Regions from separate parts of the Homo sapiens genome. Here region 2 is linked to region 1. A link is a loop called in an ENCODE intact Hi-C map of the cell type or tissue named here. Cell type or tissue: HCT116. All regions are shown on one strand. Each heading gives the region's core, and the rest is flanking DNA. Links, peaks and the distances in the headings are about the cores only. Region 1 has its middle 12 kb from the start of EXOC1L. Region 2 overlaps CRACD (capping protein inhibiting regulator of actin dynamics).

Region 1 (2,915 bases), core at 186-2,685:
AGGATATCTATTGTTTTCCTCTGCCTAGCACTCTTCCTTTTTTCTGGTAGAAGAATCCATCTTTTCTATGAAGAAGCCATTCCACGTGTAGAGGTGGAGCTGTTCCTCCTGCCCCTTGCTTATGCATGAATCTGGCCTGGACTTAGCTAATCAGAGTCCTCCTTCCCCTAGTCACGGTGATTGGTTCAGGGCTGTGTATATGACCCAAGCAGGACTGTGCCTAACTTACCGTCTCCCAGCTTCAAACCCATCCTTCTTTTCCTTGCTTTGGGATCTTGGAACTGAGCCCTGTAAACATTTCTCCCGTGCTTGCTAGTGGAATGTTAAACTGCACCAATCGAGAACAATGGGGTGTCCCTGCAAGGCAATAGCAGCAGAAGAATCTTCCTTTCCAGGTCCTGGTCCTACATTATTATTATTATAATATATATATATATATATATATATATATATAAAATGTTGCATATTAAATGTATAACATTATTGTTCTTATTAATTCGGGTGGGAGCCCAGGGGCTGCACCAGTGAGCTCTAGTTGTATCCTCAGGCCATGTGCTCCCCATCTGCAACCACTTTTCAGCAGCCGTGCTCAGCCACACCCTTAGGCAGCAGTGGGCTGCTTCAACAGACAAGTTGCAGTCTGTCCACACCCTCCTTCAATTGCAAGCTGCTTCTATAGACTGGCTGTGGTCTGTGACCTATGGCAAATTGACTTACCACCAGCAGGCTTCTGGCTCCTGCATTAGCCACATCATTTTCAAAGGGGTCTCAGCCTCATCCTTCAAAGGAGAGGGCTCCTTTAGTCCTTGGTTCCTTTATTGTTAATTCATCCTGAGCCTACAATTAGTAGCTGCTCTTTCGTACCTGCTGTTTCTGGATTCAATAGCGTCCTTGTGTGTGTGTGGTGTTTTGGTCACTTATTTAAAAAAGTTGCAGGGGATGTTAACTTTTACTGAACCATCTTCTACTGCTCTGGTTAAAAATTGTTTTGTTAAATTTTTCCTGTTCAGATAACCAATGTGGTTTCTGTGTCTAGAATGGATCCTGACTGATATAAATGTCCTCTGAAATTTTATACAGGTTCTGTGAAAACAATGATGATCTTTATCTTCTTACTGGATTGAGAGCTGTAAGTATAAGGTAAACAGAAGCTGCTTGATGCCATTGTCCCCAGTGACAGAGAGGGAGGCTATTTTCAGTTAAAAAAAAGAAAAAGATGAGGTCATGCACAGAGAGAGAAATAGATGTGAGGTAAATGAGGATGGAGAGAATTCTGATGTCATCATTTGACCCCTTGGATCCAGCCATGCCTGAAGATAGCTCTCCAGTCATATAAACCAATAAATTCTTTTTCTTAAGTAAGTTTGGGTTGGATTTCTGCCTCTCAAAGTTGAAACAATACTAATTATGATATAAAGTAGCCTTGCCACAAAGAAAATAACCACTCATTCACCTTTCATTTTCTGTTTTAAAAGTACCTTTAATTTTTAAAAGGATTGCCTTTTTAGCTTTATGCATAACCTACTGAAGGCTGTCTGTCAGCCCTCCTTCACTGAAGGGGTGTTGGGGCGGTGCATCGATGTGTCCATGACAGTGGTAACTTGCTTTGTCTAAGGAATCAGAGAGGGCCTCCCTAAGAAAGTGACCACCCAGCTGAGAACTGAAGGATGAGTTGTCAAACTCTAACAGAGTTAAAGAGTCAAAGAGGGGATTTATTAATCTGATCATCCAACCAACACTCATGTGCAAAGTATTATGGTGGATGCTAGGGATACAAAGCTGAATACGCTCCCCTATTTTAAGGAGGCTGTATTAACTATGTCTTGTATTTTCTGTAATCTGATGCTTGGACATCTGGGGCCTTGCTGACCCTGAAGCGATGTCCCCTCCCAGAGTTTGTTAATTTCTAGAGCTAGTAAATACCTCACCTGAAAGTATAACTTTCAGCTGCAAACCAACCAATCCAGATCCCATACCCCCTCTACCTTCTTTATCTCATATTCCTGGCCATCTGCCCCAATCACTCCAGAGCCAAGTGCTAGACAATTAGGCCAGTCTCTATGCTCCAGAGCCTGCTGAAATTATTCAAACTAGCCAATCCTAAACCTGGTTACCCTGTGTCATCTCTTCCTGCCTGTGGAAATCGTAATAAAAGCTCTTGCCCACAATTTCCCCCTATCTCTGCCTCCTGACCAACCCTGGTGCTTCCCTGTGTCTCCCCCGACTCCATTGTGAGACATGGTATGCCCCTTCCTCCCTTCTTCCTGGGATCTGTGAGTAAAACGAAGCCATCTTTTCACTGGCAATAGTCTCCCAATCTGTTGGCCTTATGGAACCTCAAATTTTCTATCAATACACTATATTTTAAGACAGACCATACTAAGGAAACTTCAAAACTTTTTCATATCTCAACTAATCAAAAGCTTCTTGAAAACAGACCACACATCTGCTTTATCCATTACTATATCCTCAACAGTAACTCATTTGTTATTATAATTGCCCTATATGGATTTTTGAGCACTGTTCATCTAGTATCACTTATATTCATTTTTTCTTTCTAATTTCCACTAACTCCACTCCACTTCAGGATTTTTTTTTTTCCTAAGATGAAGTCTTGCTCTGTTGCCCAAGCTGGAATACAGTGGTACAATCTTGGCTCACCATGACCTCAAACTCGTGGGCTCAAGTGATCCTCCTGCCTCAGCCTTCTGAATAGCTAGGACTATAGAGGTGCATGCCACCATGCCCGGCTAATTAAAAAAAAAAAAATTATAGAGAAAGGGTCTCGCTATATTGCCCAGGCTCATCTTGAACTGCTGGCCTCAAGTGATCCTCCCACCTCAGCCTCCCAAAGCACTGGGATTACACATATGAGCCACCATGCCTGGCCTCTAGGCTTTCATGAAGCTTGTTTT
Region 2 (2,915 bases), core at 294-2,793, 500 kb before region 1:
GGCATTATAGGTATGAGCCATACTGCCTGGCCCCTGCGACACCATCTATCCTGTATTGCCATTTCTTACAAAAGAGTCTTTTCTTCCCTTCCAGAGCAACCATGTCAGCTTGCCCTACCTCCGTCTGTTCTCCACACCACACTTAGAAGAATCTTCAGAAAATACAAATCAGATTATGTCACTGCTCTGCTTAAAATTACTCAGAGGCTTCCTATTATCTTCCAAATAGAATTTACCCTTTTCCCATGGTCTATACAATCCGGCTTGGCACCTCTCTCTACCCTCCCCTTGCTCCCACTAGGGTCCTGCTACACTCCTCACCCAAATAAGAGACCTCTCCACCACCAAGTTACTCACTTTTCCATTACCCTGTTTTATTTTCTGTGCAGCCAGCATTTTTCTTGATCTGAAATGATTCTATTTATATACTGGTTGACTTGTTTGTTGTTTGTTACACCCTCTCATTAGGGTGTAAACTACAGAGATGGGGGGCCCCTTGTAGAATCTTGCTCACCTCTGTAATACCCATATCTGAGACAGAGCCTGCTGAACAAACAATCCCCCAGGCCACAGTGCCCAGCACTTATGAGCTCATCAATAACTGTGAGGACATTTGCTTCAGATCTCAGGATACCCCTGCACCAAGGCGATGGCTGTTGCTTCTGCCTAGCACTGGAGAGGTTGGGAAGAGCAATTTTAGAGCTGCCGGGAGAGATGGGCCCATCCCTGCTTGACCTACCACACAAAGGGTGTCAATGCGTGGGTGCCAGGTGTCACAATGGGCAACAGGGGAGGAATGTCCTTTTTCACATCCCTTCCTCACTTGCCTCTGCAAATCACTCGTCTTTCTCACTACTCTCATGACACATCAGTTGATAATGCATGATTTCTTCTGAGACATGCCCATTTTAATAACACCCAACAAAATTCCAGGGGTCTTGATAGGCAGAGCCTAGAGAATGGGTTTTTTTTTTGTTTGTTTTTTCATTTTTTTTTTTAAAGTGAAACCCCAGTGCCTCACCTAGAGAATTCCTGACTCGCTACTGGTTGGACTTTGCTCCTTTTTCCCTAAGAGGTCTAAGGGCATCTTTTCTGCTGCTTTGGAAGAACTCTCATTTCAGGATATGCTCAAAGTGTCAAGAGATCAAATTTAGACAGGATGGTGCTGGAATGTGACTTTCTTTCCAGACTAGGTACTCTTCAAGTTGGCCTGTTTGATGTCTTCTATCTCATGGAGCCCCTACGCATTTCTTTTTTCATTTCCCTTTAAATTAGTCCACTTGGACAAATAATTAGGCAGTACTGCAAAGCAGGCAGTGGCTCAGTCCTAGGGAGACAAAGATGTGTCAGACCCAGTTTGTTCTCAAGGAATCCCATGTTTAGAGATGGAGAGAAAACAGTTACATGGACATAGATAGGGAGAACAGACGTGTGAAAAATGGTAAAGACACACAGCAAAGGCACAAGAAGACAGTACAGCTTGGGGTGAGGCCAGGTACGGCTTCCCAGAAGAGGTAGGCATAAGCCTTGAAGGGTAAGTGAAAGACACTGGGAAGACCGCCTGCAAAGGGCTTGTCTCCTCTTCCTCCCTGTCCTCTTCACTGGCTACAGGTCAGGACACCTACCAGGAAGTGCCCTCAAGCCCTGAGCTACTCATGAGAAAAGCTCCTCCCTCTAATTCCCCTGCTGCAGACCCCAGGGTTACTGGAGGCCCAATGTCCTGCCCTGGTTTATGAGCCATCAAGTCATTCCCTGGAGGAGACTTACCTTGTTCTCTGCGTCTGAGAGGACGATGTCCTGCTGAGTCACAATTTCCATGGGACTGGTCAGGAACAGATCCTCTTCTAAGCTAGCCTCTCCACTGTTTGCCTTATTCATGGGAATGGCATTGGGTGACCGCTGCCCAAACTTGATATTCTTGCCCAACTGTTGCTGGAGAGAAACAGAAGAAAGACATTCTGAAGCAGTGAAGCAGTTCACAACCACCACAACCAGGTTCTCCAGCATGTCTAGTGAGCACTGAGGCATACCTTGTGCACAACTGATTTCTAGACTCAACACCATGCCAGGAAACCATGATGCCATCCTGTAATAAGTTAATTTGTTTTCCACTTTCTTCTCTTTTCTTTTTTTTTCTTTCCCACCTTCAAGCCATGAGCTTTTTCATCCAGCCACCTCTTTCATGGAGATCCCAACATTTCCCAGTGGGCATGGTGGCCACATTTTCTGAACCAAAAGTTGGGATATATGTTATGACAAAAATTTTTCATTAACCTATAAATTCATTTACATAAAAAGTCTCTTAAAAGTGCAAAAAAAATTATAGAAAACAGTTACATGAAATGTAGGAACCACTGAGGGAAATCAAGACCCTAAAGGTTGGTGCAACTCTCCAGCCCCTTTGGGACATATTCACTTTGAAGATTTATACTTCCGCAGCCTTCCTCACCAGCCCTTAGCTTGAGACCCCAAACCAGAACATTGCATTCTGCCACACTGGGTCGCTGCCAAGGCAAAGAAGGCCCCAGGGCCAGCAAGTCTTTCCATGATCAATACTAAAACCCTATAAAGGATAGGAACAATCTGGACGTCCTCTTTGCCTTGCTGTGGCCACCTAACCGTGACAAAGGAGACAGAGGAACCAAATGGGGAAAAGCCAGGGAGGGACTGACTACTGGTGAGTGGTGGCTAGAAGGACAGGGAAAAGGGAGGGGAAAATGGGGTAGAAATTCGGAAGATTAAATAGTATTTGCAAGTAGAGGAAGGCCAGATTAGAAAAGCAAAAATGTCTCCAGAAGTTGCCCAAAGTCCCCTGGGGGGTAAAATTGCCCCCAGCTGAGAACCACTGCTCTAGACCTAGGTCCTTGGGTTACATAGTCATTATATTCCTCAAAGAATATATTTTCTGAAATGTT

What was found. Peaks named below come from ENCODE experiments on the same cell type or tissue, not always from the same donor. Only the 100,000 strongest peaks of a DNase experiment are listed, where the experiment ranks them.
Region 2: a loop joins it to region 1, with 6 times the contacts of the local background. A loop is called at or near these places in 1 of 110 quality-filtered maps.

The regions. Positions count from the first base shown.
Region 1 is chr4:55,806,079-55,808,993 of GRCh38, reverse strand. No RefSeq gene overlaps it. Among named protein-coding and RNA genes, the nearest start is that of EXOC1L, 12 kb to the left of the region's middle. In HCT116, for the core only: no CTCF peak of the experiment used is centred there; no DNase peak of the experiment used is centred there.
Region 2 is chr4:56,306,552-56,309,466 of GRCh38, reverse strand. It overlaps CRACD (capping protein inhibiting regulator of actin dynamics), which reads right to left. Exons shown (of 11, transcript NM_001393381.1): 5 at 1,768-1,932. Among named protein-coding and RNA genes, the nearest start is that of AASDH, 79 kb to the left of the region's middle. In HCT116, for the core only: no CTCF peak of the experiment used is centred there; a DNase peak (open chromatin) is centred at 1,806.